7 separate regions of the Mus musculus genome follow, and all the other regions are linked to region 5. A link is a loop called in an ENCODE intact Hi-C map of the cell type or tissue named here. Cell type or tissue: left cerebral cortex. All regions are shown on one strand. Region 1 has its middle 22 kb from the start of 1700109G15Rik. Region 2 has its middle 13 kb from the start of 1700109G15Rik. Region 3 holds the start of Tbx2 (T-box 2). Region 4 overlaps Hnf1b (HNF1 homeobox B). Region 5 holds the start of Lhx1 (LIM homeobox protein 1). Region 6 overlaps Tbx4 (T-box 4). Region 7 has its middle 21 kb from the start of Mrm1.

What was found. Peaks named below come from ENCODE experiments on the same cell type or tissue, not always from the same donor. Only the 100,000 strongest peaks of a DNase experiment are listed, where the experiment ranks them.
Region 1: a loop joins it to region 5, with 2.4 times the contacts of the local background. A loop is called at or near these places in 2 of 42 quality-filtered maps.
Region 2: a loop joins it to region 5, with 2.7 times the contacts of the local background. A loop is called at or near these places in 2 of 42 quality-filtered maps.
Region 3: a loop joins it to region 5, with 12 times the contacts of the local background. A loop is called at or near these places in 11 of 42 quality-filtered maps.
Region 4: a loop joins it to region 5, with 9 times the contacts of the local background. A loop is called at or near these places in 7 of 42 quality-filtered maps.
Region 6: a loop joins it to region 5, with 7 times the contacts of the local background. A loop is called at or near these places in 5 of 42 quality-filtered maps.
Region 7: a loop joins it to region 5, with 3 times the contacts of the local background. A loop is called at or near these places in 11 of 42 quality-filtered maps.

The regions. Positions count from the first base shown.
Region 1 is chr11:84,696,122-84,700,121 of GRCm38, reverse strand. No RefSeq gene overlaps it. Among named protein-coding and RNA genes, the nearest start is that of 1700109G15Rik, 22 kb to the left of the region's middle. In left cerebral cortex, a CTCF peak has its summit at 2,463; DNase peaks (open chromatin) are centred at 2,449 and 2,854.
Region 2 is chr11:84,704,948-84,708,947 of GRCm38, reverse strand. No RefSeq gene overlaps it. Among named protein-coding and RNA genes, the nearest start is that of 1700109G15Rik, 13 kb to the left of the region's middle. In left cerebral cortex, no CTCF peak of the experiment used is centred here; a DNase peak (open chromatin) is centred at 2,065.
Region 3 is chr11:85,832,433-85,836,432 of GRCm38, reverse strand. Tbx2 (T-box 2) reads right to left here and starts at 3,818. Exons shown (of 7, transcript NM_009324.2): 1 at 2,932-3,818; 2 at 1,546-1,813; 3 at 492-638. The coding sequence starts at 3,326. RefSeq lists a promoter at 3,293-4,000. In left cerebral cortex, no CTCF peak of the experiment used is centred here; a DNase peak (open chromatin) is centred at 2,385; H3K4me3 peaks cover 225 bases.
Region 4 is chr11:83,852,083-83,856,082 of GRCm38, reverse strand. It overlaps Hnf1b (HNF1 homeobox B), which reads right to left. Exons shown (of 9, transcript NM_009330.3): 2 at 1-179. Among named protein-coding and RNA genes, the nearest start is that of Hnf1b, 3.2 kb to the right of the region's middle. In left cerebral cortex, no CTCF peak of the experiment used is centred here; a DNase peak (open chromatin) is centred at 1,715.
Region 5 is chr11:84,523,481-84,527,480 of GRCm38, reverse strand. It overlaps Lhx1 (LIM homeobox protein 1), which reads left to right and starts at 1,947. Exons shown (of 5, transcript NM_008498.3): 1 at 1,947-3,475. The coding sequence starts at 3,306. Lhx1os (LIM homeobox 1, opposite strand) reads right to left here and starts at 1,821. Exons shown (of 4, transcript NR_038057.1): 1 at 1,733-1,821. In left cerebral cortex, a CTCF peak has its summit at 2,339; DNase peaks (open chromatin) are centred at 3,475 and 3,706.
Region 6 is chr11:85,888,645-85,892,644 of GRCm38, reverse strand. It overlaps Tbx4 (T-box 4), which reads right to left. Exons shown (of 9, transcript NM_011536.3): 2 at 2,382-2,585; 3 at 1,694-1,788. The coding sequence starts at 2,582. Among named protein-coding and RNA genes, the nearest start is that of Tbx4, 4.3 kb to the right of the region's middle. RefSeq lists an enhancer at 1-1,306. In left cerebral cortex, no CTCF peak of the experiment used is centred here; a DNase peak (open chromatin) is centred at 1,914.
Region 7 is chr11:84,796,296-84,800,295 of GRCm38, reverse strand. No RefSeq gene overlaps it. Among named protein-coding and RNA genes, the nearest start is that of Mrm1, 21 kb to the left of the region's middle. In left cerebral cortex, a CTCF peak has its summit at 2,178 (motif pointing right); DNase peaks (open chromatin) are centred at 923 and 2,184.

The DNA.
Region 1 (4,000 bases), 170 kb before region 5:
ATGCTGTGACTGACCCCTTTAATACAGCAGTTCCTCATGTTATGGTGACCCCCCCCACGGCAAAATTATTTTCATTTCTACTTCAGAACTGTAATTTTGCTACTGTGATGAATTGTAACATAAATAATTTTGGAGATAAAGGTTTGCCAACAGGGTTGCGGCCCACAGGTTGTGAAACTGCTGACCTAATTCAAGGCGGGGGGCTCCAGGGAATGGTATCTAAGTTATAAATGGAGGTTTTAGTTTGGACTTTACTCCTACAGGGTGAAAACCTTGGCACTGCTGGGACACCCTCTCGGTTGCCTTGCAAGAAACTGAGGCCCCAGGAAGGAGCCTGCCCAGGTCCAGAGGGACTTTAAAAAGCTGTCGCTGGGCGTGGTGGCACACACCTTTAATCCCAGCACTCGGGAGGCAGAGGCAGGCGGATTTCTGAGTTCGAGGCCAGCCTGGTCTACAAAGTGAGCTCCAGGACAGCCAGGGCTATACAGAGAAACCCTGTCTCGAAAAAACAAAAAAACAAAACAAACAAACAAACAAAAAAGCTGTCTACCCAGTGGCAAGGAGGTGCCTTCCTTCCCAGCACTCTGCCTTCTGGCTGCTGTGGCCTAGGAGGCTGCCAGGCAGAAGAGCGCACTGGTGCATGCAGCATAGGGGACATAGAGGTCCCCAAGCCCTGCCACTGGGCTAGGAGGCCCTGAGCTCATAGCTGAGGCCATTCCGGTCTACAGCTCTCTCAAAAATGCCTTGGTAAACCTAGGCAGTGAGGGCACTTTTAGCCAGTGACCGATCTCCACCATTTTGGTTGATGGAAGTGTCCCCAGCATGGAGACTTACTGATGGGGAGGATGGGGCGGAAGAGCACCCCGGGGCATATTAGGGACTATAGAGGGTCTCCCTGGGGGTCACTGGCAAGGAGGGTGCTTTAACGCTTGGGAGCCATCCTGCCCCTTGAGGACTAGGGAGGAGAGTCAACCCAGTGTAAATGCTGGCAAACAACTAGGTGGAAGGGGAGAGCTAGGGAATGCTGGAGTGCAGAGGAGGGGCCGTTTGAATCTAGCCAAGCCGTGGAACTCAGAAAGCAGATGGAGCGCGAAGAGCATTCCAAGGGGAGAGAACACCTGGATAAAGACCTAGAGACCTGTAGGGTGGGGTGTGCGCAGGCGCAGTTGGGAGGTGGGTGCAGGTCTAATGGGAGGGGCTTAAAGGGCAGACGTTGATGGTGGGGTTGTGAGCAGTGTACTTCTAGGGAGCCCCAAGGGTTCTGAGAAACTCACTTCCTGGAAATTACCTCTACATTTGTCAACTCAGACGCCCCCTCCCCTTTTCTCCCTTCTGTTATCAGCAGCTCTGTGTGGTGACACCTGATGGCAGTATTAGGTAGGTGTGGCTGAGGAAAGCACATAGACTTTGGAAAGCCTGTGACCTGTGGTTTTAGAATTAAATCACCCCAGCAAGATGTGTGGCCTTGGTGGACAGGCTCACAATTTCCCTCAACTCCATTTTCTGATTCGTAAGGTAGGGACAACTAGAGTTCCAGACAGAATTTCCCAAGACTGGTGAAGAAAATCCAGCCAACTGGAGTCTTTCCCTGTTCCTACACCTCGGGTCTAGACATTCTGACCCTAGTCACTTGCTATCTCTCAACATAACCTCTCTCCTTACCTTTGTGACCTATGACATGGGTCCTGGATGCCCTCCTTGGAGAAACACTTGACATTTGCCCCCCCCCCCTACCCTGCTTTTGACCGGTATTAGGTATCAGCCTGGCCTTGCTTTGGCCAATCTTTCTTGCTATCACCTATCCTAGAACACAACGGCCTGTCCTCTTGGTCCTTCTGGTTTTCCAGGCCACTCTGGTTCTTGTCTATATTTTAGTCCTCTGTCACAGAGCTAAGGGGATGAGAGGCTGACCCTGGGAGGCTCCGGGCTCACTTTGCAGCTAAGAGTAGATGGAAGAGTGGGCTCAGGCCGTCTGGGAGGCCAGTTGTCTCTGTATGGGGTTTATAGCAAGAACAGCTCAGCCTATGGGGAAAGGTATGACAGAGAGCAGGGAGGCTTAGCTGAGCCCTGGCTAATTGGCTGTGTGGCTGTGTACAGGGAACTGTCCCCTCTGTATCTCAGATGATTAACCAATCACGAGAGAAGATCCATAAGTAAGGCTTGTTCTAGTCCTTACCAGGGGTCTGTCCAATGCATAGGTCTGAGATGTTGCCTTGGTGGCAATGAAGGGGACATCAGGGAAGCCATTCTTAGGTAACTCCACCCCCCAAGGTTCTGGACACTTACCACCCCCTTCTGAAGGATTTACAGTGGGCTGAATTCATTTGCATGACAAAATTGGCTCAGGCATCCAAGTGTTGCAGGACTGGTGTAACATTGCAGAGAACAGGCAGCCAGGAGGAAGGTTACAGCTGACAAAGAAGGAGCAGATCACCGCCCACCCACTCGCTTGCAGCTTCTGCCAACCACCCCTCTGCTGGAGTGTGATGGGACACTCGAGACAGTCACTAGCTCCAAGTGTGTGCTGGCGTTGGGGGGAGCCATGCCAAAACTTAGGAAGTGGCAGCCTGCCGGAGATGTGGGTGGGGTTCTGCTTCTGCTATCTTTTTATCTATGGGGGGGGGGTTAGAAGTCCTTTACTATTTCAGAACACCTCCCCGCTTGGCTTACTCCGTCCGTAGGTTATCTCTCTGCTTACTCTTGGGACCTGATAACACAGGAGTTCCAGAGCTACTGTCTGTACACCCGTCTATTCACTCACCTATCCACAGATCTATCATCAATCCACCAACCTGACATCCGTCCATCCATTCACCCACCCACTCATCAGTCCACTCACACACTCATCTATCTACCTGCCCACCCATCCCACCTACTCGCCATCTGTTTACCGGACTCTCTGCCCACCCATGCACTCATTCATTCTCCCATATACCCACCCATCCAGCAGTCTGCTCATTAATCTACGAGTGTGCCCTTCCATCTAGCTGGCAGAAATGCACTGGACACTTGATGTACTGGTGCAGAGCCAGGCATGTCTCTGTGTGGCAGCTTCGTTTTCTATAAGGGTCACAGGGTGTATCTCCCAGGATTGACTCTGGGCTGTGAGAGTATTTTCTGCACTTTATTCGATTAGGCAGCAGGGAATGTGAGGGTCAATAAAGCAGAGTTATTGCCCCCAAAGAAATCACAGTTTTAAGAGGACTGGTGCTGTGGTCCTGCAGAGCCTGTGACATGTTATGGGGAAGTGTGTGGGGCTCTGCTTGAGTTGCAAGTAGAGTTAGGTCTGTCATCCCTCTCTCTGGGCCTCACACTGAAGAAGCTGAGGCCTGAGAAGGTTAGAGGATTATCCAAGGCCACATTGCAGTACAGACAGGAGGACTGAGGGCTGAGCCTTCCAATACTGGAAGTTTCCGAATGCTTGGAATTTGATTTCTTACCCTCAATTCCAAGGGGCCTCCCAGAGCCTTGGGCTGTTCTGATTCCCTCACTTAAGGTTATTGGTGAGTAGGCAGGGGCCCAGTGATACAGGACATCTCAAGGGATGATGTAGGGAAGAGATACTCATGTGGCTTAGAAGGAAGCCTGAGCCGAGCATTCCTGGCTGTGCTGTGGGATACACCAAGGGTGTTTGGCCTCAGAACAGAAGGATGGCTCCACTAGGTCAGATGAGGTAGGGGTGAGCTTGGGCTATAGAAAGCTGAGGCCAAGTCGTAGAACAGCACCTAGGCTGCAGGTCTCAACTCTAAACCTAGCAGACAGGAGTAGCTCACTCCCTCGGCTTGCTAGTTCTTCCGGGCTCTAGCTCCGGGTACTCAGAGACCCAGAGACCGGAAGCCTTGAATGGCCAGGTCCGGCCCCCATCCTGTGTCCACCCAGCAGCTCACTCCTTTAAGGATCAGCTACTTTAAAGCCCTCCGGGGTCTAGTCGGAACTCTAAAGCCTTTCACCAAGCTTCCTGCCTGTACCTAGAAACCTTTAACATCAGTCCGTGTCCTGA
Region 2 (4,000 bases), 180 kb before region 5:
TCCCTTCCCTTGCTGTTGATGTGAATTTTTAAAAAAACCTCTCCCGGCCCCGTCTCTCGCCACTTTCCCCATGCCCATCCCTTCAGACCCATCTACCCCTCAACCCCATCTGACTGCCAATTGAAAAGGCCGGAAAATAATGTGAAATAATATAGTTTATCACCCAGAGGCTGCTGACAGGCAGCGCGGCCACCTCTGAAAACAGGCAGGGAGGCAGGGAGGGCGAGGAAATTATAGGCTGCACAAAGGAGAAAAAGTTAAAGTGAGCGCTCCATAAAAGAAAGTGGAACTATTATGCCGCAAAATGCCAACTCATTACAAAGCGCCCAAATAAGAGAGAAATACGGCGCTGCCTGTAATAGCGGTTTACAAGGCAACATTGTACAGCAACAGAAGAAACGCTGCTATAATTTGCTCTAACAACTCCAATTATCCCTTTTATTGATTTGGCAACACATTTAATAGGAGTAGCCACACCTCTTCTGTTACAAATCATTAAAGGTGTTGAACGGTGTAATTTTAAAATTGTCCTCCTACAGTTGTCAGTATGACAGCATAATTCTCCCTGATTTCGGCTATGTAAACACCCAGGCACAGTCCTTTCCCCTTTACAAGGCCAGAGATGTTGTCAGCCTGGGGTTTTTGTGCAGAAACATCCATTTAATGCATGTCTTTTTTTTTCCCTCCAGCTGTAATTGCACTACAGTTTGGTTTAGTGCAGGTTTTTTCTTCTTCTTCTTCTCTCTCCCTTCTTCTCTTTCACTCTCTCTTCCTCTTTTCTTGTAACTAGGAGGAACATGGATCAGAGAGAGGTGGAAATAAACAGCAGGCTGTTTGGCCTTCTCTTTCTTCCTCTGTAGCGTTAATTGCTACTTAAGCCTGGGCCCTGCACTTAACATCCTGGGGGCAGATCAGGAACGCCCCCACAGAGGCTCAGGGTGCGCAGGCGCGGGGCGCTTTGCTTTAGCTGTGGAGCTCAACAGAGCCGGGCACTCCTGCTGGGTCTGCTGGCACTGGGTTAGGTGGAGCTGGCAGGGGACAGCCAGGCAGGCACCAGGGAGAGGCTCAGGTGAACAGAGACCTTCTGTGCGGTATGCTCTGGGTCAGCCTTCCCTGCTCCATTCCCATCCTTGACAGCCGCCGGCTCCTTAAGGGGTTTTGTTTTGTTTTGTTTTGGTCTTGGATGTGGACATCTAGACCGGAGGGAAATGGCACAGGAGGAAGCTGAGGAAAGTCCATGACCTGGGGTCACTTAGGAGAAAGGGCTGAGCAGAGAAGAGCCTATGTATTGCGTGGGATGGAACTTGGGTGTCTGGCCCTGGGCTGTTAAGTGGGAATCCGGTTGTGTGGCATGCCAGAGGCAAGTTCATGTCTCTACCTGTGCACTCAAGACACAAATCCCGCACTCAAATTAGAAATTTTGGCAGGGACCCCACCCCCGCCCCCAAAAAAGAAATTTTGGCAGGTCCCACACACACCCAGGTCCTCTATGTGATTGGGAGCAGAGAGGCTCCTTCAGACAACTCCAGCTGACCAGACTGCTGAGCAGGGAATCTGAATGAAGCTGGCATCCGGTAACATCTGTTCTTTGCTTCTTTGCTCCACCCCACTGACCACCTACTGATCACTGGAATTAGATTTAAGCTGCAGCAGAAGGGATTTAAATTAGACCCAAAGAACCAGTGTTCTGGGGACCGCAAGGCTCCAGATTAGCCAGCTAGGACTCTCCCGAGATCATCAGAGAGCCTTGCTGTGCTCTGGTTGGGGCAGAGGCCGTAGTTGTCCTGATGGTACCTGCCTCTGCACACATGATGCTGTGCCCTTCTACTGTAGTTGAGCCGGTGGCCTTAGCTTCCAGGACAGATGCTCTGACACACCTGCAGACTTTTTTGCTGTTGGCAGAGTCTAGCTCTTTCCTACTTGAGCCTGTGGTGCCCCACGAGGAGACCGTGCATTCCTACAGAGGAAAGCTGGGATCTGCCTCCAGCCCCTCCAGTATTCCTGCACAGCAGAGGCGTTGGACTTCCTGTGCCTCAGCCACTGGAAGTGGAGGGCAGCACCTAACAAAAGGGCCTCCACTGGACAGTAGCCAAGCACACTGAAGCTGAGCTCCAGCCTGTTTCTCGCTTTGTCTGGCTGCCTTTGGCGCTGTTCATCTGCTTGGATGTCTGCGGTCCTGCATGTCTCTCCAGGCCTGCCAGGCTCAGATAGGGAGCAGAAAGGGGTACAGTGTTCAGATTAGTGTCATGGGGTGGTGGTAGTGAGCTGGCTTCAAAACCTGCCCCTCTCTCTCCCCCACATGGACAACCTTCTCCCAGACTTCATTACAGGCTGTGAGTGCCTGAGACGGATCACCTCTTTCTCAGCTGAGGTTGGGGGTGAGCTGTGGCCCTCTCCATCTCTTCCTCTCACTGTGACCCCAATCACAGCACCTGCCCTTGTCTAATTGGCCAGTGTCAGTGGAAGGGGGGAAGGGAAGGCTGATGTCCAAGGAGGAAATCCCATTAGGGGAGCGTGAGCCAAGTTATTAGTGGTGAAGATGTAATTGGGGTTGGTGAGTAATCTCAGCAGATCCATCACCTATTTATGGTACACCCAGCTGTGTGACCTTGGCTGAAGTGCTTCACCTCTCTGGTGAAATAGGACCTCCATGATTGCCAAGAATCTCTACATTTGGGGGAGTGGAATCTCATGAACTCTGACTCACCCCCAGTCTCATGTCCATCCCAGAGGTGCTCAGTCAGGTTTGGCCTCTGAGTCACTTGTACAACCGCATGAATTCTTCCTAAGTTCTACACTCCTCGAAGTCAGTACCTGCCACCGCCCCCAGCTGAGTATCTCACATATAGTAGGGCGTGTATCAGTTTTATGAATGGCCGGCTGATTGATGATTGGATGTGATTAATAACAAGCACATATAATTCCAAGGCTCTTCGCTTAGACAGTGCATAATTGCTTGGGGGAGAAGCCCTAACCAACTGCTGAGTTATGAGCTTCAGTGAGCAACTACCTGTATCCTGCATGTCCTCGGTAGCAGCACTCCCAAAGGCTCCCACAGACAGATTTGGTGAGGACTGGAGCCATATGGACATTAGATCTTAGCTGCAGAGCAGGATGCTTAGTTGAATCTTAATATGTGTGGTTTGTCTTTGTTTTGTTTTGAGACAGGATCTCACTGTGGTTTCCTGACTGGCTTGGAACTCACTATGTAGACCAGGCTGGCCTCCAGCTCAAAGAGATCCACCTGCTTCTGCCTCCTGTGTTCTGGGACTAAAATTGTATGCCACTATGCCTGGACTTAATATTAATTCTGTCCTTCACTAGAGAAAAGACACCCAGTCCCATGGACGTGAGACGGAGCAAGGTTGGGGCTGAAGGGGATGAACAGGAGAGAGGTGAACTCCATACACTCTTTCTTGTGTTGTGGCTTTCGGGTCTTCCTCTTCTGAAATCTCTTCCCAGAGCACACAAAGACAAATCCTAGGCACTCAGGAAATACCTGCTGATCCAATGAATGAATAAATGAAACCTCTTGGAAGTAAAAGATGGAAGGCACCAAACAAGACCACTCAATGGAATTACCCAGGATCTTTTCAGCCTCTCTTCTCCTAACCCTCATGTCCAGAGTCTAGTTTTGCTCACACACATACTGATTCAGAAACTCATGCTTTGACTCACGGCTAAGTTTTAAAGCTTACCCATGAGTTTCTGATATGTGGACAAGTTGGGATGCCTTGCCTTAGAACGTGACCAAGATGATATATATGTTTAAGGTGTATATTTGGAGGGATTTGAGAGATATAACTCAGTTGGTGGAGTGGCCACCTATTGTGCTTGGTACTTTGGGTTTGATCCTCCAAACCACATCAAAACCAAACCAAAATTCAGGTGTGGTGGCACATGCCTGTAATCAGGTGATGGAAGGAAGCTGGAAGATCAAAAGTTCAACGTCATCCTTGATGTGGTGGCTCGAATGAAAATGACCCCTTAAGGCTCATAT
Region 3 (4,000 bases), 1.3 Mb before region 5:
TGGACCCAGACAAGTGGCTTAGAGGAGCTCGCCAGGGTTGTGCCACCTGTCCCACTCTTTGGCTCCCTTGGAGAGTAAAATTTGGACCCTGCGTTCCTAGCATCTGTAGAGCTTGGGCAGATTGCCCCAGGCGCCCTCTTTTCATTTAGATTCCCAGTCCTGAGCCAAGAAACGAAGGAATAAAATGTAAAAATGTCAGCGGGAGCCTGAGTCTCTACTAATTGCTAAGTAAACATCTCCACTCCAACTATGGCCCAGCTGTGTTGAGTGCCTCGGGGGAGTATGTGTGTCTGTGTGGGTATGAGGGGGAGCCGGGGGATTTATGTGGGTGCTGCTCTTCTGAATCTGAGTGGGTGGTGAGTTCTTGAAGCTCTCTGCAATGCTGCTGCTATCAGGTGGGTTTGAATGGAGGGTTGGTGTCTGTAAATGTTGGGGGGATAGAGACGGAGGGGAGGTAGGGGCCAAGTCCACTCCCCACTCCCACAGCACACCTTGTCATTCTGGTAGGCAGTGACAGCGATGAAGTCGGTCTCTGGGAAGACATAGGTGCGGAAGGTGCTGTATGGGAGCTTCAAGATGTCATTGGCTCGCACGATGTGGAATCGCGGCTGGTACTTGTGCATGGAGTTCAGGATGGTCTGTGAGGAGCAAGGATTCAGCCAGCAGTTCCCTGCTATTGGACCAACAGCTCTCTCTCTCTCTCTCTCTCTCTCTCTCTCTCTCTCTCTCTCTCGTTTTTTTTTGTTGGTTCACTTGCACTTCATTTTATATTTTCTCATGCTCCCCCCCTTCTTCACAGCTATTCTTTCTTTCTTTGACGCTGCCCAGTTGGAAAAAGAAATGAAACAAAACGGAAGAAGACAAATAACACCGTCTCCATTCTTTCACTTCACTGTCCCCTGGCATTTCTGGGTCCTGAGATACAAGGGAAGAAAACTGTGTGTGTGGAGGGGTGCTCGAGGACTAGCTATAATGCACTGGGAGGCTCTCTTTGTCCAATGAACCCCCCATCATTCGCTAGGAGCTTGGCTCAGGTAGAAATGAGGAGTTCCTCATTATGTTCCCTGGCTGGACATCTGCCTTAATAGAGCAGAGATCTCCAGAAGGCTGGAGGAGAGCAGATTTAATGTCTGGATTCCCTCACCATAGGGTAAGGGTTAGCTACAGGAGACAAGCAGGTGTCCAAGCTGCATATCTCCAAGTCCTTAGCAGGGTGACCTCCACAGGACTCGGGCGGCTTGACCCATTCCTTACAGCACCTGCTTCACCCTTGATTCTAGGAGGGGCTCTCAAAATTCTGTTAGAAAGAAACTGAGATTGAGAGCAGCCTGGAGCTTTCCACAAACAGTCGACATACTTTTCCTCAGGCTTGCAGAACAGGGCTCTGGAAGCCTAGGCCCAGTTTGCCTGGGCCACAGACAGGGGCACTGTGGGTGGGGGGTGTTCAACTAATGCTCCCCTCTAGAAATCCTCTAGCTTCCTTCTACCCACTCGACTGTGGGGGCCCCTGGGCTCTCAACACCTTCCCAACCTGCCCACACTCACAAAGCCATGCTTGTCAGAAATGTTGTTGGTCAGCTTCAGTTTGTGGAAGGCCACAGGCTTGGCCATCCACTGTTCCCCTGTGGCCGGACTGTCCGGGTGGATGTACATGCGTTTAGGCATCTCGGGGTCGGCTTTGCCTGCCACCATCCAGCGGGAGTTGTGAAACTTATAGCGGCAGTCATCGGCAGCCACGATGTCCATTAGCAGGATGTATTTGGCTTTCTTGTCCAGGCCGCTGACTCGCACCTTGAAGGGGGGGAACATCCGCCTCGGAGGGAGGGAAGGGGGACATGCCATTGGGACCCGGCTCTTTTTTGTCCCTTTACCTTCCCGACAATGACATGACATCCTACTTGAAGCTTCCCTATCTACATAATTTGTCACAATGTCCTCCACTTGTGCTGTGTTGCTACCTGGAAAGACCCAGCCTGTGCTTCTTACTCCCAAGACATCCTATTTCTGCCGGCCAGAGCCTGTTTTGTAAAGCTTTGGATGCGTTTTGCACTCAGTCTGGAGACCTTTCCTCCACTCTGATCTAAGATGAGGGTTGATGCCCAGGAAAGGAAACTAGGCCCTTTAGAGATACACTAGGCTTTTCTGAATTGCCTTGAAATTCGTAGAGAGGAAATAAACTCTTGGGACAGGGCTTGAAGAAATAAACTATCAAGGTCTTTGTCTGGGAGAAACGATTTAGAGGCTTAATCAGGGAACCCTAGCCTAGAATTTCGGGGGAACAGGGTGAACCTGAGGCCTGGACTTTCAGAGACTGGAGTGCTGGGAAGATTGGGGATTTTATTTTTCTTCTGGCTTTAAGGCCTCAAGAGGTGGCTGGTCCAGTGCTCCAAGCTCCAAGGACAAGCAAGACTCTCTCCAAGGCCTAGCTGTGGGCTGGACAACTCTCTGCCGGAACCAAGTGGTCAGCCTGGAGCTAGCAGGAGGCGGGATGCTAGTCCCACTATGGACTCCAGTGATCAGAGCGGAGAATCCGGGAAAGATCCCTTTTCTTAGGAACTTCCAGACCGTCCAGGAGACGGAAAAAACAAAAACAAAAACAAAACAAAACAAAACAAAACAAAACAAAAAAAAAACAGTGAGACCGCAAGGGGCTGTGGAGACCCGCCAGAGTCTCCGGGGCTTTGAGACTCAGAACAGTTGGGACTATTCTTTAGGAACGTGTTTTCGTTTTATTTCAATCGAGAGATGTTTGCTTTTCTTTTTCTTTTTTAATTCGCTCCGGAGCCAAACGGAAAAAAAAAAAAGTCAGCTTGCTTGTCTGTGGAAAGGAGTGTGGCGCCAGGGCCGGAGCGGGGGCAATCCGAGAGAGCATCGACCCAGTGGTGGTGGGTGCTGTGCGGTCCCCGAGCCCGCCCGCCCGGCCCGTCCTACCTCCCGGACTTGGTGATGACCATCTCGGTGCCCAGCTTGTGGAACTGGTCCCACAGCTCCTTGGCCTCCAGCGTCACCTTGGGGTCGTCCTCCACCTCGTCCTCGGGTTCCAGGCTCTTGAGCGAGCGCAGATGCGCGGCGGGCGGGTGCGGGCCGAGTGCCGAGACGTGCAGCCCCGCCTCGGCCGCCGCCGCCGCCGCTGCTGCCGCGGCCGCCGCCCCCGCCAGGCCCGGGTCCGGCAGAGGCTTGCCTAGCGCGCCGGGCGGCAGCGCTAGCGCCGGGAAGAAGGAGGGCTGCGCTGCCGCCAGGAAGGCGGACATGGGGAAGTCGGCGGGCCGTGGCGCGTGGAACGGGTGGTAAGCCATGGCGCTGGCTGCCAGCGCCGGCTCTCTCATCGGGACATCCGGCCCAGGCTCCTGGGAGCCGGGGCCGGGGCCGGGGGCGCGCGCCTCGGACCCCCGGCCCGGGCGGCGGCGCGCGCGGAGGACGGACGGCCCGGGCGGCGGGCGCGGCAGCGGCTTCTCCCGGCTCCCCGTCCCGCGCACCTCAAGGGGCGCAGGGCTCTGGACGCGGGGGCGGAGGGGGCGCTGCGCGGGGCTGGGCTGGGCTGGGCTGGGCTGGGCTGGCCGGCTCCGGCGCCGGGGACCACGCGCGACTGGTTAGATCTTGTCCTGATCTCTGGAAAACTGTGACTATCTCACATGTCCTGCCCTGTTCGGATCCCCTGCGCTAACGAGCCAGGCCCCCCTTGATTGCTGATTTTACGCTTTTTGGACCAATTGTGGGTCTCCGGGGGCGGGGTTTTGACAGCTCAGGCCAAGCTCTGGACGGGAGGGGAGGCCAGGGAGAAGGTGTCGGAAGCCTCAGCAGTAAGAAAACATGTCAACAGAATAAAATATTAACCAATGACGGGCCAGCGGGCCCCGAGACCCCTCCCCCTGGCCTGGCCCCCACCTCGCCGCCCGCGCCCGCCGCTGCCTGGGCGAGGGCTGGAAAGCGCAGAGGACCGATCTGACCCGCCGTAAGGGCCTGAGGCAGGGGGCGCCCGGGTCCCGGGGCCTTGGGGAAG
Region 4 (4,000 bases), 670 kb after region 5:
TTCTGACGTACCAAGTGTACAGGGCAGCTCTCTTCTGGGTCTTCATGGGGGTGCCCTTGTTGAGGTGTTGAGAGAGGTGGGATTGGTTCAGGCCTGTGACATCGACCACCTCCCTCTGGGGGATATTGTGCTGTTGCATGTATCCCTTGATCATTTTGGCAGCCCTCCACGGGTCCTCGCTAGACAGAGAAACAGATCTTTAGGATGCTGGTTCAAAATGCCCAAAGGAAAGTATTCACCTGCTGGGAGCAAAAAAGTCATTTTCAAGTATTCCCCCACCTGTTGGAACTCCAGCCTCACGAGAGGTATAGGGCTAAAAGCAAACTATATGCAAGAGGAGTAGGCACCTCCGACCTTGTGCCCTCCAGATATAGCCTTTCCTTCCAAGAAGGGCTTTAAGCCTGCCCTTACTGCCCACTCCCCAGACCCTATCCCCTAGCCGTGGAAGAAAAGACTCTTGCTTTGTTCCACTCTCCTTGGATTTCAAGAGACTAAAAGACAAGAGTCTCACCAGAGAGCTGAGATGCGTGGAGCCCGAGTTGCTACACGGAGCCAAATCTGTTTGAAAAGTTTTAGTAAAAACTCTCCAACATTATTCTCCTTCTAAAAAGGAGGTCCAGTCTGTTAAAACAGGGGTAGGTCTGTGTGCACACCTCCTGGGACACAAGCAACAGTCAGTCTTCTAAAGACTGCCTGGGCATTAAATAAAATTATTTTTGTTTGATGTATCTAGAAACCTCCAGCAATCAAACTGAAATATTTCATAAGCATTTGTATAGTTGTGATTCCTTTTGTGATCAAATATTACATTGTTTTTGGAGTTTTAGCAAAGCGTTCTCAAATATGCGCTCTCTCAAGTTGAACAGGACACTTGCAAAGCAGGTATGCTTAAAAAATAATCCACAGCCCCGCCTCTAAAATAAAACCCATCAAGGAAGAGTAATTTCAGTATTGGGAGTAAGACAATGCTCCCAAATACTCTGTTTGCCTGTAAGATTGCATCTCTCTGATACAGAGAGGCCACCTGGGAGGTAGCAGTTCTCCCTGATTTCAAGTTTGGACTGAGAATAGACATGCTTCTGGTTTCTCAAAACTGCAAGCACAGCTTGCATTATAAACACGGCACGAGGGTATCTCCCAGGCTTTTAAAAAAATGTTGTTTTAACTTCACTGTTACTTTTTCTTGCTTGTTAAATAGGTGACTTAGAATGAGAACTGTCATTGAAATGAAGAGACTAAGAAAGTCTCTAAGAATCATAAGAGACCAAGTCTCATAAGGCACAGCACAGATCAAAAGTATTAAAGGAACAATACAAGTATGTATATGAGTTATTTAATGCAGCTATAGAAACAATTCTTCACTACATGTTGATATATAATATACACAAACATATACACACAATATATTAGCTTAACAAGACATCAAAAAGCAAAGAGAAAATTGGGTTCAGATGAAACAATAAAAATTGGTGTTGAAGCTGAGGCCAAATTAGATACAGTGGTAAAACAATTATTTTTTTCAATGGTGCCTGAAAAAAATCAATTAGTTTGTTTAACGCGTTAAAAATCTCCAGCAATCAAGGGAGATATTGTATAGCATTTGAATTGTGGCTATTTCAGCAAGCCTTTGCTATCGGATTCGTGAGAAGCCAGGCTTTCGAATGAGATGTTTTTGTGAATTGTAAACGTTCACATTAATGGTACATAAATTAACTAATTCCTCAAGCATTTATTAAGGCCCAGAAAGTAGAACAACATAATGAAATAGTAAGAAAAAAAGCAGAGGAACTGCGTTCCAGTGTCAGACCTGGAGAATTCATCCTGAGCAGGAGGAAAACACGGCAATCAACATTTTAAACATAACCACGTAAATAACAGCGATCGTCTAAAAGCTCATTGTTGGTTAACATTTCCACAGATATTTTTAGGGTGGAAAAACATTTCTAACAGATACGAACCATAGCTTCAAAAGTTAGAGAAAACAGTATTTGGGTTTTAAAAATTACCACTGTATCGCTTTAACAGATCGTTTGGCCATTTTTCCTTTGTTTAGCTTCTTTACCGGTTATTCTACGTACCTAAAAAAAACCTAGCATAAGAGTGTGTTCTAAACGTGAGTGGTTCCGTGAAAAGGGGAATTAACAGCGAGATGATTAAGAAAAAAGAAAAACAAAACAAAAGAAAAACCGTTGAGACAAAACCTTCAGGCCCTGAATTAAAAATATTTGAATTGGGGGTTAAGATGGCGTAGTTATATCTTAAAAAACAAAAAAAAAAAAAAAAAACCTGAAAAACTAAAAAAAAAAAAACTTCTCGGATCCCAGAATGCCCCGCATATTCCCTACGGAAGAGAGCTCTGAGGCCCAGGTAAAGAGTTATTGGGAAATACAGTTTCCTCCCTAGGAGAAACTCGCTGTAGCGAGGAGCGCTCGGCCTTTGTAGAGCCAGCGCAGGTGTCAAAAGCAAACCCACAGTGGCCACAACGTCCAGCCCGCTCCTTCCTCAAGGGTGACTTTGCTTCCCAGGAGCAGAGACTCTCTGGGTCCCGGCTCGCGGGGAACCAGGGGCCTTGGTCCCTAGGTGGCCCACCAGGTCTCCTAAGCCCCTGGGGCACACCAGCCTCCGACCCGCAGCCGGGGAGCGCGCGACACCGCCGTTTGCAACCCTCCACTCTGGCCAGGTTCTTCCAGCCAGGGTAAAGGCGACCAGGCGCGCCACCGAGTGACCCTCCTCCCCCGCACACCTTTCTTTTCTTTCTGACTTACAGGGGAACAAGGGGGTGGAGCGGGAAGAGAAAAACAAAAGAGAGTGCCCGGTACCCTGCAGTCGGCTGCGCGGTGACCTGCGAGCCGCTAGCAATTTCTTGAAAAATTACTTTAATAAAGTCAGACGCTCCAGGCCCAGGGGAGGGAAGGCGGCACCAGCTTGCGAATGGGACAGAGCTTCAGGGTGTGCCCTGGGTCCTCACCCCAGCTAGAGTCTGGGCTCCTCTCCTTCTGCTCCCCATGGCTTGGGGGTGGGAAGAAGGCCCAGGTCCTAAGACCCCCGACTCAGAGACTCTGCGCCCGCAGAGCTCTGCGGGTGTCGGCTTCCCAGAGCAGCGCGGGGACCTGGGGGTGCGTCCCGTACCTCCGCGCGTGTGTCCGGCGAGCACCCCCTCCTGCGTTTTGATTTCCTTCCCTTTCTAAGCCGAGTTTACAACTTCACCAATGAATAACCCGCCTCTCTTTTCAACCTAATCACGTTTTGTGTACTTTCTGTTGATGATTTATAGGAATAAATTAATAACACCCCAACTCCACGTGCTGCAGTTTATGTTACATCTCCGCTCTGTCCAGCCCGGGGTGGGGACCACGGTGGAGAGGCGCCCTCGGCCTCCCGGGCTTCCCTAAGTCGGCTCCGAGGCGAACTAGACAGTGGCTCTCAGGAGGAAGGACCTAGGCCCCAGGGGGCTGGCGACGGGATGCCGGGTCCCTGAGCCAGGCCCCAGGATAAATTTTCTGCCAGCCTGCCGTCCCAAACCTTCCGAGGGGCTCGGTACCTCAGTCTGTACCCTCTACCCCTGACACCATCCAGGCCGCTAAACTCAGCCAGAGGGGGAAAAAAAAAATCATTGCTACGTGGAGAAACAGCAACGAAAGAAACCCAAGCTTTTAAATTAGAGCAAAATCATTTTAGGGGTTAAAAAAACAAAAAAAACAAAAAACTTTTAGAAGTCCTCCAGATTGCCTTGGCTAGAGGGCGAGCGGCCGGGTCCCCAAAGCGCAAATTCAAATGCAAGGTCATATCCCACCCCAAGCGCGCGCTGCAGGAGAGGAAGCCGAGCCAGGGAGGCCGCCACAGTCACTCCGGAACTCTGAAACTTTGAAGCCGCAGGGCTTAAGAGTCAGAGGCCACGCGAGGGGCTCCTTTCTGAAGCCAAGTGGCCCCGGAGCGACGCGCAGTCTAAGGGAGCCGCTTGGCTCCTTGGATAATTAGTAACTAGCTGTCAAAGCGTAGG
Region 5 (4,000 bases):
TGGGTGTCTTCGGGATAACAGGATCTCGCGCTCCTCACTTGGCTCTTCCTGGGGTGTCTGAATTCTGGGTATTAATCGACTTGTTCTAGGAAGTGTTGGGCTCGCAGGAAAATCGCCGGCGCTCAGTCCAAACCTGCCCTTTAGGTGGGAAGGTCGCCTTCTTACCCTGATCAGCCCTGAGTCTAAGCCTAGGAAGGACCAGGAGAGGGATTTATGCTTGAGAACTATTGGCTGCACTACTTTGGTCCACAGCCGCTCCATGGGAATGGGTATGTGGACAGGGGTACCGAGAATGCTTTAGAGGTCCCGCACTCAGAGGTCGGGGGTGGGGTGGGAGCAAATCTCTAAGAAGGCGTGTGAAGCAGGCCGTGGCGGGTTGGATTTACAAAGCAAAGATCATGCGGGTGGGAAGGCCAGAGCTGCTGATGAGTTTCGGGGTTGCCAGGTGGTGCAAGAGAGAGAAAAGGGGTCATTGGCACAGCCCTATAAAAACCCAACAACCTCATCAAACAAAAGCTAGATTCGTAACAGCTTCTTCTCTCTTCGCTGGAAAAGGGTATTGTGTTAGTGGATGCGGATTCACTGCCAGTCCAACCGCGTTTCTGCACACTTTTCTCCTAATTTAGCCCTGTAGAAGATCTGCTAGGCTCATAGATGAAATAACTCTAAAGACAGATTCTGAAATTCCATCTAGATTTGGCTGCAGGGTCCTTCCAAGTTTGATCAAATGGGCTTTCCTAGCACCTCCCCCAAATAAGAGCAGAAGTGGCACCACTTTGAGATGTTTGGGTTAAGCTTGGGGGAGGGGGGGCTGCTATGCTTAACTTGAGTGCTCCTGGGAACTAGAATACTCTTTAAAGCTCAAGCCTTCAGGACCCGCATCGATTTCCACACTTAGGCAGATTCGTCGCCGTCCCCCAAAGAAGGTGGCCAGGAATTTACAACGTGGACAGAATTGGGAAAGTGTAACATTCCTAAGGAATAAACTCTGGTAGGTCGGTTGACGTCCGAAGAAAGGAACTTGTTCGAAGCCTGGAAAAGGGACGACCGGAATGGGAGCCAGGCATATTCGGTCAGTGCGCCACAAGCCTCCCTCCCCTGCTGCTACGGTGCAGTCCCCCGCTGCTACCACCTCCCCCCAGCTGCGGGAGCCCCGCCGTTTCCCACCTAGTCATTTGTTTTTGTTTGTAAAAGGTGTCTCCGGATCACAATTTTCTCACAACTTCTTGCCAGAGTTGGAGCTCCTCACCCGAAGCGCTTCCCCACCCACTCTTTCTCCCACCCTGGCGCCGGGCCTCCGGTTTCTCCCGCCCCCATCAGGAAATCGCCCGAATCAACTTTGCAAGTGAGCGCAGCGGGAGATCGACACTCGTGTCTCCCAGACTCCCTGCCGGGTGGACTTTGGATGGACAGGGGGAGGAGGCACCGAAACAGACAGAAGGCGAGATTACGCTGCCAAGCGCCCCCTACCTCTCCTTAGACTCGAGCTACGCCGGGGGCAATTTCCAGGCCAAACGAACAAGGGGCGGGCTATCAACACCTAGTGATTTGCAAAACCAGTGTACTAGGACCTCCCAAGCTTCCAGATCTCGCTGCAATCTAATCCCAACAAGTCTTTTTAAATATATAGGTTTGCTTTTACCCCCACCCAGAACTCTGACTTCCTCCGCGCCTCCTTTCCGCGCTTCCTCCCGCCTACTGTCAATCCTTGATGCCGAAACGGACGTCTTACCAAACCTGGAAGGGGCCAGGACATCTCGCTGCTAGTCGCCGGCACCGCGCGGGCCCGCCGCCACTGATCCTCTAAACGCGGTCTCCCCGCATTCTCCCCGGCCGGGGGGGACGCAGAATGGTTTACAGAAGGACCGCGAGGCGCTGATTGGTCACAGACTGCCGTGACGTCGGCGGGCGCTGCATTAAGGCGAGGGGGCTTCCAGGGCTCAGCCAACAGCCAGGAGCAGTGACCGAGCCGCTGGAGCTGGGGAGAGACGCGCGGAAGACTGGGCCAGGAGACTAGGGACCGAGGGACGCGCGCCTGGGGAGAGCCAACAAGGAACCCGCGGGCCGGACAGCGACACCGGCAATCCGCGCCAAACTGTTCCAGCCGCTGGCCTTCTATAGCCGCAGCCCCAGGACATTCTAAAGCTCTCCAAGACGCCCCCTCCCCTGGCTTCTCGCGTTGACCAAGGAAAAGAAAAAGGGAGGGAAAAAGAAAGGAAGGAGACTAGAAAGAAAACCCAGATTTGCCACCGCACAAAAAGAGAGGTGGGGGGGACAAGGAAAAAAAAAAAAGTCGAGCGACTGTGGGGCCGGAACACAGGCAGCGGGATCGTGGGCCGAGCGATGCAAGGCTGCGCGCCCAAGCGGCCGCGAGTTGTGACTGAAGCCAGGATGCTCGTCCAGGCGCAGTGAAGAGCCAGACCGTGTTGCCTCCCCAGGAGTCCAAGCGCAGGGAGGGCCGCTCGGAGGACGCGGCAGACTGCCTGGCAGGCCACCGGCCGAGGTGACAGGGCTGGGGCGGTGGGGAGCGAGCGAGTGCGCCCGGCTGCGTCCGCCCGAAGCGGACGGTCCCTTTCCATTTTTGACTGGCACAAAAAAGAAAACTCTCCAAAGGGGTGGGGGCTACCTAAGCAACAACTACAATCAACAAAATATCCTACCCAACCCGCCATCTCCCCCACACCTCGGTCTGCCCCCGCCCCCTCCCCAGGCCCAGCGCGGGCGCCCAGAGCGTCCCAACTCACTGCAAGAAACCGGCAATGTAGGATCCAAAGCTTTCTACTCCCGTGTTCTTTTCTTTCCGTGTTTTTTTTAAAGGGGAAAACCCGGTGGTGGGCAGTCTGACACGCACACAACCTGCCTTCATACTCTGACAAAAGCAGATGCACTTTGACTTCTGACAGCTCTACCTCAAGCTGGAGAGAACCCAGCTTTCCCGAATCCTGAGCTCTTGGCGTCTTCCTTTTCGTCTGTTTCCATTTTATTTATTTACGTCCCGCCGCCTCTCACGGTGACCTTCACTCCTTCGCGGGCTTTGAGCAGAAGAGCCGCTTTCTAGCCCGCTTGAGACTGATTTTCCTCGCCCGGTGAGCTGAGGTGGCGCTGCTCCATCCCGTTGCCCCGGGACTCCGGGGCTGCCCTCTACCAGCCTGGTCTCTCCCCCTTTTGATTTGCTAGTACGGGTTTTTTGCTTGCCCAACTAGAGAGGGTTTCTTCTTTTTGGAGGAGCTGGTTGTCTTCAGAAGTCATCCCCTCGACTCTAATTGCCCTGTCGCTCCGGGCCTCACCGGACCAAACCAAAGACCATGGTGCACTGTGCGGGCTGCAAAAGGCCCATCCTGGACCGTTTCCTCTTGAACGTGTTGGACAGGGCCTGGCACGTCAAGTGCGTCCAGTGCTGTGAATGTAAATGCAACCTGACCGAGAAGTGCTTCTCCCGGGAAGGCAAGCTCTACTGTAAAAACGACTTCTTCCGGTGAGTACTTCCCTCCCGCGCCTCTGTTGCTCCTTCCCCATGGGCCCTTCCAGGCCAGCTTCGGATCAGAGGTCTGTGTGGCTCTAGCAGCCGCGTTAGGAGCTGCCTTTTACTAGGGCAGCCCAGTCTTTTCCCGCTTCTACCTTTTAGGAAGCTAGTCGGTATTGCGAGATATATTAATTTTCTCTTTATCTTTTTATAAACACATCAGCTGTAGTACTTGGTTCTGGAAAGCGTGGTCCGGGTTTGGCTGCCCGCGCCTGGGAAGAAAGGGTCTGAGATGGCTTCAGCTCAGCAGCCCTAACAAGGCGAGGGAGAGGTGGAGCAGCCTCGGGGTTGCAGCTCTCGCTTGCCTTTCCCGAAGCCAAGCTCTCCAGCAACCAAAGACGTTTTCTGGTTCTCCCAGCTTGTTGGTTCTCCAAGTTGAGCTTAGAGGCTCCAGCTTTATTCCAGTCCCTGCCTCTTCCTTCTCCAAGAGATCTTGTCGGAACTACAGAGCCCTTGTGGCCCAGAAAGCCACAATAA
Region 6 (4,000 bases), 1.4 Mb before region 5:
CAAATGTCAATTCTGGAGTGTTCCTTATTTTTTTTTTACTCCCCTCCATATCAGCAGGCACAAAGGAACAACCCCCCTTCCTCCACTCCTGTAATGCACCTGACATTTTTACCAGCACCATTCACAGGAACCCCTGGTTTGAGTCCCATAGTTAAGGAGGACAGCAGGTACACATACGGTTACCTGCTTCAAACAGCTGGTACCACAGAGCCGCAGGACAGTAGTTACTCAGTGAAGTGCACCCAGCTGGAAAAGGATATGACTAGCCCACAAGGTCACTCTGCCAGGAATACTAAAGTGTCCTTTTTTCCATCCCCCAAATGCAGCAAACTTGGGCCCTAAAAACAGCCTTCCCCCTCCCCTGATAGAAGCCCTAGGTGACCACGACATTTTTTTTTTTTTTTTTTGACGAAGACAAGAGGGTGGCCAAGTGTTCACGTTTCCATGTTCAACAGCGAACCAAGTTCACAATGCCTGCCAGGGACCCCCTGCACCTGTGCACCGTGCACACAACACAAAACAAGCCCTGGTTTCTTTTGAAACGAAATTTTGTCAAGTGCTTTATGGGCAGCTGAGTGATGTGGGACCTTTTCTCTTGTGGGTGAAATGGAAGCAGGTAGAGACCGCTATGGCTCTTATCTGAGGGTTGCACAGATGGAAACAGTTGAGTTGGTAAGAGAACACTCTTCCTACATTCTAGTCTGACTTCATAACTCTGTTCCTTGATGGTTTACCATCTTCTTTCTCCAAACAACAATTCTGAGGGAATGGACGTTTCTCATCTAACTTGTCCCTAGAGACCAAAACCAAGTGTATGGATGCAGAAAGGGCTGAGGACCAACAAGTTTCCTAAACCTTAACTCTCCTGTGTCTGTAGCCTTCTCCTTCACCTGACAACTGCTCTATTGGGCCACTACTGTCCCATGTCAGAAACTGCAGCACAGCCAATGTCTGCTTTACACACACTCACAGGCATGTGACTACTGGAGCATAGCATACACATACACACACACACACACACACACACACACACACACACACTGCTCTGTCTTTCTCTTCTCACCCTCTCCTCCCTCTTCTCTCCCACAGACACTAGTGCATTTTAAAGATGTTTCCACTTTATAAATCACCCTTCCCTGGCAGCCGCTGAGAGCTAGGGAGGTTCCCCAGCAACACACAGAACCGCCGGCGCCTTCCCCTAGGCTGAGGAGGGTGTTGCCCTGGGATAAGTATATTGGGGTTCACGCAGCTACCAAAAAGTTAGGGCAATTGAGACACACAACCTCATCATCCCTTCTATCAGCGGAAAGCAGATCAGGCCAGAGAAATTCACCGGAGGGCAAGCATCCCAGCAGGTGGCCCCTGGGCTGTGGCTGCCCTTATTTGCATCAGCTTTTGCCATCAGCATAATATAGCCTTTCTTTTTGAGCCTTCACAACCTCCTCCCCACTCCCGGGTCCTCAGAAGGTGTAAAAACACTTGAGGGCCCTGACCGCTGCTGTAGGGTGTGGTGCGGGGATTCCAGTGGCAGATAAATTTCCCAGTGATCCCCAGACCAGCAACCCGGAGGACCCCAGCCCCTTCAGATCCTCCTGGCTCCCACCTCCGCCCTCCACCTCCGCCCTGCCTGTGTCACTCTCCCCGGGTGACCTGCCCACCTGCCGCCCTCCCCACGGCACGCTCCCCGGCTGACCTGCCGGCCTTGGTGATGATCATCTCCGTGCCTGCCTCGTGGAACTTCTTCCACAGCTCCTTCTCATGCAGCCCCACCTTGATGTTCTCGATGGTCTGGGGATGGGAGGGAGGGAAACTGGTCTGTCTAGCTGGCCCACGGCTGGGCTCCACGCGGAGCCTGCATAGACCAACCAAGCGTGCAGATCTTGCCTGCCCCAGAGCCCACTCCTCAAGATTTCGTTTCACAAAATTATTTTGAACCGTTGGCGAATTGGAAGTCAGATTCAAACTCCCTCCTTTGGGGCTTCACCTACGGATAGGCCTACAGAGGAGTAGAGGCGACACTGCTGGCCCGAGGGACACCGAAAAAGGCTCGGAAGGTGTAGGTTGTGGTCGTGTGCAGGGTAGCGGCTCCAAAGCCGCCTCGGTGCCGCTTCTATGGCCTTCCTGTCTGTCTCCCTCCCTGGCTTTCGCCCTCTCGGGGTCCTCAGAGCTGGACATTGGTTTGGGTTCGTCCCCTGAAGCAAAGATCTCCCTACCTGGGCTGCGGCAGAGTCAGCCCCGAGGGTTGGAGGTGAGAAGGGCTCTCCCTCGAAAGCAAGACCCATGCCCCGTAGAGAATTTAAGAGCCAATAGACTCTGACCCCAGGAGTCCAGTCTGCGATCCAGGACGGGTCCAGCACAAGCAGACAGCCCAATGGCCTTACCTGCTCCGCGGCGGCAGCGGCGGCGGCGGCGACGTCGGCGCCCTGGCCCGGTGGGCTGCTGAGCGCTGCTCCACTAAGGCCCGGCGTGGCCAGCGCGGGTTCGGGGGCGTTGGTGGTGCTAGTGTTGCTGGCCTCCCCGAGAGCTGGGCCCGGGGCCCTGAAGGCCTCCTCGCTCTCGGACAGGCCCTTATCCTGCAGCATCTCCTGCGGGCACAGCACACGCCGAGTTACTCGGCCAGATCCACACTGGCTAGAGGCCCTGTGGCCCTGTGAAGAGTCCCCCAGGCTTTGAGTGGGCACCCCTGCACACGTGGACCCCGCCCCCTTCTGAGCTGGGGGAGGGAGCATGCTGGAGGGCAGGACACTAGCCTCCTCCCTTCAGGTTCTGGACCGGGGAGGGTCTACGTGCAGTTTAAGGTCTGACTGCCCCCAAGGCTTGGGGCTGTATGAGGAGTAGGTCTTGAAGAAAGACCGCCTTCTAGGCATGGTCTCAGCTCGTTCGGGGTCCCTCCCTCTTTCAACTACAGTCTAAGGCCTGGGTCTTCTTGTCCATTCAGAAATAGCTAGGGTCTCACTTTTGGCCCAGGGTATCCAGGACACTCCTGGGACTTACAGGAGAGGAGACCTAGGCCTGAAATTAGGAACCGGGTTCCTGCAGCCCCATATCCGAGGGCCCCAACCCCAAACTGTGGTGCTTCAGGCCTGCTTATTCCAGGTTCTCGGAATAAGGCTTCTAACCTCACACCACATTCTCCTCAGCCAAGAAGCGCCCTCTCTCTTGGGGTCCCTCTGATCCAGACCCTGAACTCTGCCAGGGGGCTCCCCAACCTGTCCTCACATTCGCACAAGCTGGCTCACACATTCCCTCTTTAATTCCAAAAAAGAAATCTTCCTTGGGCCAAAGGATTCAAAACCTTGTTAGCTAACCACTAGTCCAGTAAGGCAGGTCCATTTCACAGAGTCTGGCCTTGCCTCAGGGCACAGCTAAAATTTCCCCTAGGTATCCCTGCCTCTTCACCTGCCTGCCCATGTGCACAGTATGATCTTGGGAGCACCAAAGGTGAACTCTAGCTTACAAGAACCAGCCAGTCCTGTATCCCTCGGGGTCCAGCCATGTACTGTTCTGCGTTTCCCTTCCCTTCCCGCCACCCTCTACTCTTCCTCCAGGATCTGGCCAAGTTTTAGTAGGTTTTGTGTATCTTGGCTAACTAAATCTCTCCCCTTTCTCCTCCCACAAGCTTTCTGTTCTACCCCAGATCTCTTTGGCTATCCCCAGACTCAGGCCTCTTGCCTACCCAGCTCACCAGCCTCTGCGCCCAGGTTTAGACTCCCAGGGCCTCCAAAGTAAACAAGCCAAGTGCAACTGAGGAGATAAAAGGGGGCCGGGGCCAGCCAGGGCTGGGAAAAGCCCATAAAGATAAGGCTGACAGCCCAGCCGGTCTCGGCCACAGCCCGCCTTGAACAAGCCAGACTCGATGGACATGGCCTGCCCCTGCACCCGCCTTGAGCCACGTGCTGGTTCCCCAGCGAGCTTCGAAAATCCAGGATTCTCACAAACGGGGACGCTGCAAGGTCCCGGCAAATGCACCGGCTTCCACCCTGTTTGGGCGCCAACCAAC
Region 7 (4,000 bases), 270 kb before region 5:
TTAAAATTCAAAGTCTCTTAACTGTGGACTTCACTAAAAAACTTCCTTCAAGAGGGAAAAATATCAGGGCACAGTCACAATCAAAAGCAAAATTCAATCTCCAACTGTCCAATGTCTGGGATCCAACTCACGATCTTCTGGGCTCCTCCAGGGGCTTGGGTCACTTCTCCAGCCATGCCCTTTGTAGCACACACATTGTCTTCTAGGCTTCAGCCACTTGTACTCCACTGCTGCTGCTGTTCTTGGTAGTCATCTCATGGTACTGGCATCTCCAAAACGCTGCTGTCTTCCAATGTAACTTGGCTTCAACAATAGTCTCTCATAGGCTCTCTTCATGGTGCCAAACCTCAACAAATTTGCATGACCCCTTCAGGCCTGGGCCATCAATTGCAACTGAGGCTGCACCTTCACCAATGGCCTTCCATGGCCTTTCACAGTGCCAAACCTCAGCTGCTCTGCATGACCCCTTCATGCCTTCAAAATCAGTACCACCTGAGTGACCCTTACACAATACCAAGTCCCGCTGCAGCAGGAGTACAACCTTGGCTATCTCTGGAACACAGCCTTTGTGCTTTCAGAAAACACTTCACAGAAGATGTCACCTCAACGATGCTGGTCTCTTCTTAATCACCGCTAATTTCTTAGCTCCAGCTAACCAGCATCAATAGTCCCAATAATGCAAAGGTTTTGCTTTAATAGTTTTGGTATCTTGTTCATCACAGCTGATTCTTCACCCCAGCTAACCAGAAGCACAGAATAATCAAGCTCCAAAATAGCAATGGCTCTGAAAAGAGTCTTTAATTTTCCCTCTGAAATTTCACAAGCCAGGCCTCCATCTTCTGTACTGTTCTCAACATTATCTTCCAAACTCCTACACAACATCTGACAGAGCTCTTAACACCAAATGGATCTTCTAGCCCAAAGCTCCAAAGTCCTCCCCAAAACATGGTCAGGTTGTCACAGGAATACCCCACTCCTGGTACCAATTTTGTCTTAGGGTTTCTATTCCTGCACAAACATCATGACCAAGAAGCAAGGTGGGGAGGGTTTATTCAGCTCATATTCCACATTGCTGTTTATCACCAAAGGAAGTCAGGACTGGAAGTCAAACAGGTCAGGAAGCAGGAGCTGGTGCAGAGGCCATGGAGGGATGTTCCTTACTGGCTTGCTTCCCATGGCTTGCTCAATCTGCTCTCTTATAGAACCCAAGACTACCAGCCCAGAGATGGTCCCACCCACAAGGGGCCCTCCCCCTTGATCACTAATTGAGAAAAATGCCTTACAGCTGGATCTCATGGAGGCATTTCCTCAACTGAAGCTCCTTTCTCTGTGATAACTCCAGCTGTGTCAAGTTGACACAAAACTAGCCAGGACACCTGGCAACGTGTGCCTTTGCCTCCTGAAATGTCTCATCAGGCCTGGAGCTATTTAGGTTTTTCAAGATTTTACTTACTTTATTTTTCCATGTGTGAGTGTTTTGCCCCCATTTTTGAATGTACACTATTTGAGGCCATGCCAGAAGAGGGGTTTGAATCCCCCAGAACCGGGGTTACAGAGGCTTGTGAGCCATCATGTGGATGGTGCGAATCAAACCATGGTACTCTGGACAAGAGCAGCAAGCACTCTTAACCACTGAGCCACCCCTCCAGCCCTCTGGGGGCTAGTCTTAATTGAGTCAAGATCTGGTTTTGATTTTTGACAAGCCATTGCGTCTCATCCAGGGTCACCAGAACCTCAGGAGAAGGGCTGAGAGGTCATGGGAGGGGGGGATGCTCAGCTTCTTCTACCTCGGTGCCCTCCTGCCCTCCACTTTCCAAGATGACTTACATATCTTTAATTTTTTAAAAAAATTAAAGATGTCTAAGTGTCTTGCCTGAACATATGTCTGTATGTAGCGTATGGGCCTGATGTTGGGGTTACAGATGGTTTTAAACTGCTTAGCCCCACCTCTTGAGATAGGATCTCATGTAGCTCCTGATCCTCCTGTCTCCCGCGCCTGGGAAGTCACGTGGGTTTTCCACCCATACAATGCATTTCCCTCCCATGCCCACTCTCACATCCACATCGGGAAGTCTTAGCTCCACTCAGCACCTCCTGACCCTGATTGTCAACTCCCGGTGATGCCTTTCAGGGGTTTTGTAGCGGCCTCGTGTGATGTCAGACTTCGCCGCTAGAGGGCAGTAGACTCCGTAGACACAAAGTTTGAGCCCAGATGCGCAGCAGTCATCCTTAGCCTGCCTTTGCTGGGCTGTCCCCTGGACCTCCAGCCTGAGGCCCTCACTATTAGATTTCAAAGCTAGAGGATTTGGCGACAAGGCGTATTTTCCCAGAGCAGATCCTCTGTGAGATGTGCGTGGAAATGACAGAAGGAGTTTTTGATGGTTCGGTCATATTGAGGTGTCCCCAGGACAGGCCCACCTTCCGGATGGGGAAATGTCTTAGTCAAAGCCGCACCTCGCAGAGGCTGGCTGACGGTATGTCAGATATGCAGAGAGGAATGGTTAAAGAGAGACTCCGCACAAATTGCTGAAGGAGACGTGGCCTGAAGGCAGAGAGCTGAAATTTGAATCTAGATCTTTCTGACTTCCATGTGTCTATTCTTCCATCACAGCCTTTCTAGTCATTCAAGATCCTGATCTAATCCTTGTCATTGCTACACTGAAGGCAACTGAAAATGATGCCTCGGGCCTCAGACTCCATTTCCCCAACCTTCTGGTACCCTGCCTATGTGGCAGGGTCCCTGGCCCCTCTGAGCGGCAGCTTTCTGTAAGCAGGTGCGTAACCCCTTCCTCCCAGGGCTCCGTGGGATGGAATGAGATGAAAGCTACTGAGACCCCTCTCCTCCAGAACCCCGGTGACTTGGGGTTAGACCATCCCCCTACACACACACACACACACACACACACACACACACACACACACACCCCGGACTCTTGTTCTACGTCTTGAAGGCTAGGAGAGGGTTCTGAACTCTCAATGTCTCCTCTAGCCTTCTCTTGGGATCTGAAGGATCTGGGGGTCTCCTTCCTCCGGAGTTTCAAACCTTCACAGCTGCTGAAGTGGTCCGGCCCCGTTGCCATGGTAACAAGGACCGGCCGCCTGCAGGGCCGGTCCTGTGCCAGTCACATTGACCTCACTTAGGATGATTACTTTTCTGCAAATAAAATAATTATGTTAATAAAGAGGCTGTTCGTCCTTCACCACCACCCCCTACCCTGCTTGGCCCGCTTCCCATCCCCACCTGGGGCAAAAGCAGCTCCTTCTGCCTTCTTACCTCCAGCGGGGGGGGGGGGGGGGTGCATCCTGCATCCTTTTGTGGGATGTGGACCGGGATCCTGCCTGGGCTTTAATTTTCAGCAGCGCCTGTCTTACCTTTGCCTCCTAGCCAACATCTGTGTGGAAGCTGCCAAGGTGAGATGCTACCTTCCATCCTGTGTGCCTCAGGTGCGCTGCACAACACCAGCCAGGCCTCCCTCAAAAGCTGCCATGTTCTTTGCAAACGCTCCTGCAAGAGGACTCTCTCTATTCCTCGTGCCAACTGTGTGAGTTGGGATTTCAATACTGTTTCCCAAATGAGAAGACTAAGATGACAACAGACAAAATGCAGAGGCTACACACACACACACACACACACACACATACACACAGAATTTTTGTGTGTATGTACATGACAACATGCTATGATGTGCATGTGGAAGGAACTACTTTTGGGAGTCAGTTGTCTCTTCCATGATGTGGGTCCTGGAGATGCAACTCAGGTCACTGGGCTTTAGTGGCAAACTCTGCCACCTGCTCAATCATCTTACCGGTGCCTCCCCCTTTTTGAGACAGGGTTTCATATAGCCCAGGATAGCCCCAAACTTTCCATATGGCTAAGTAAACACTCTATTAACTGAGCTATGTCCCCAGCCCCAAACAATAAATAGGACACATCATGTGGACTACGTTAAATGTGGAATTATATGTCCTTACAGCTTTATCTCTCCCCCTTGAGACAGGG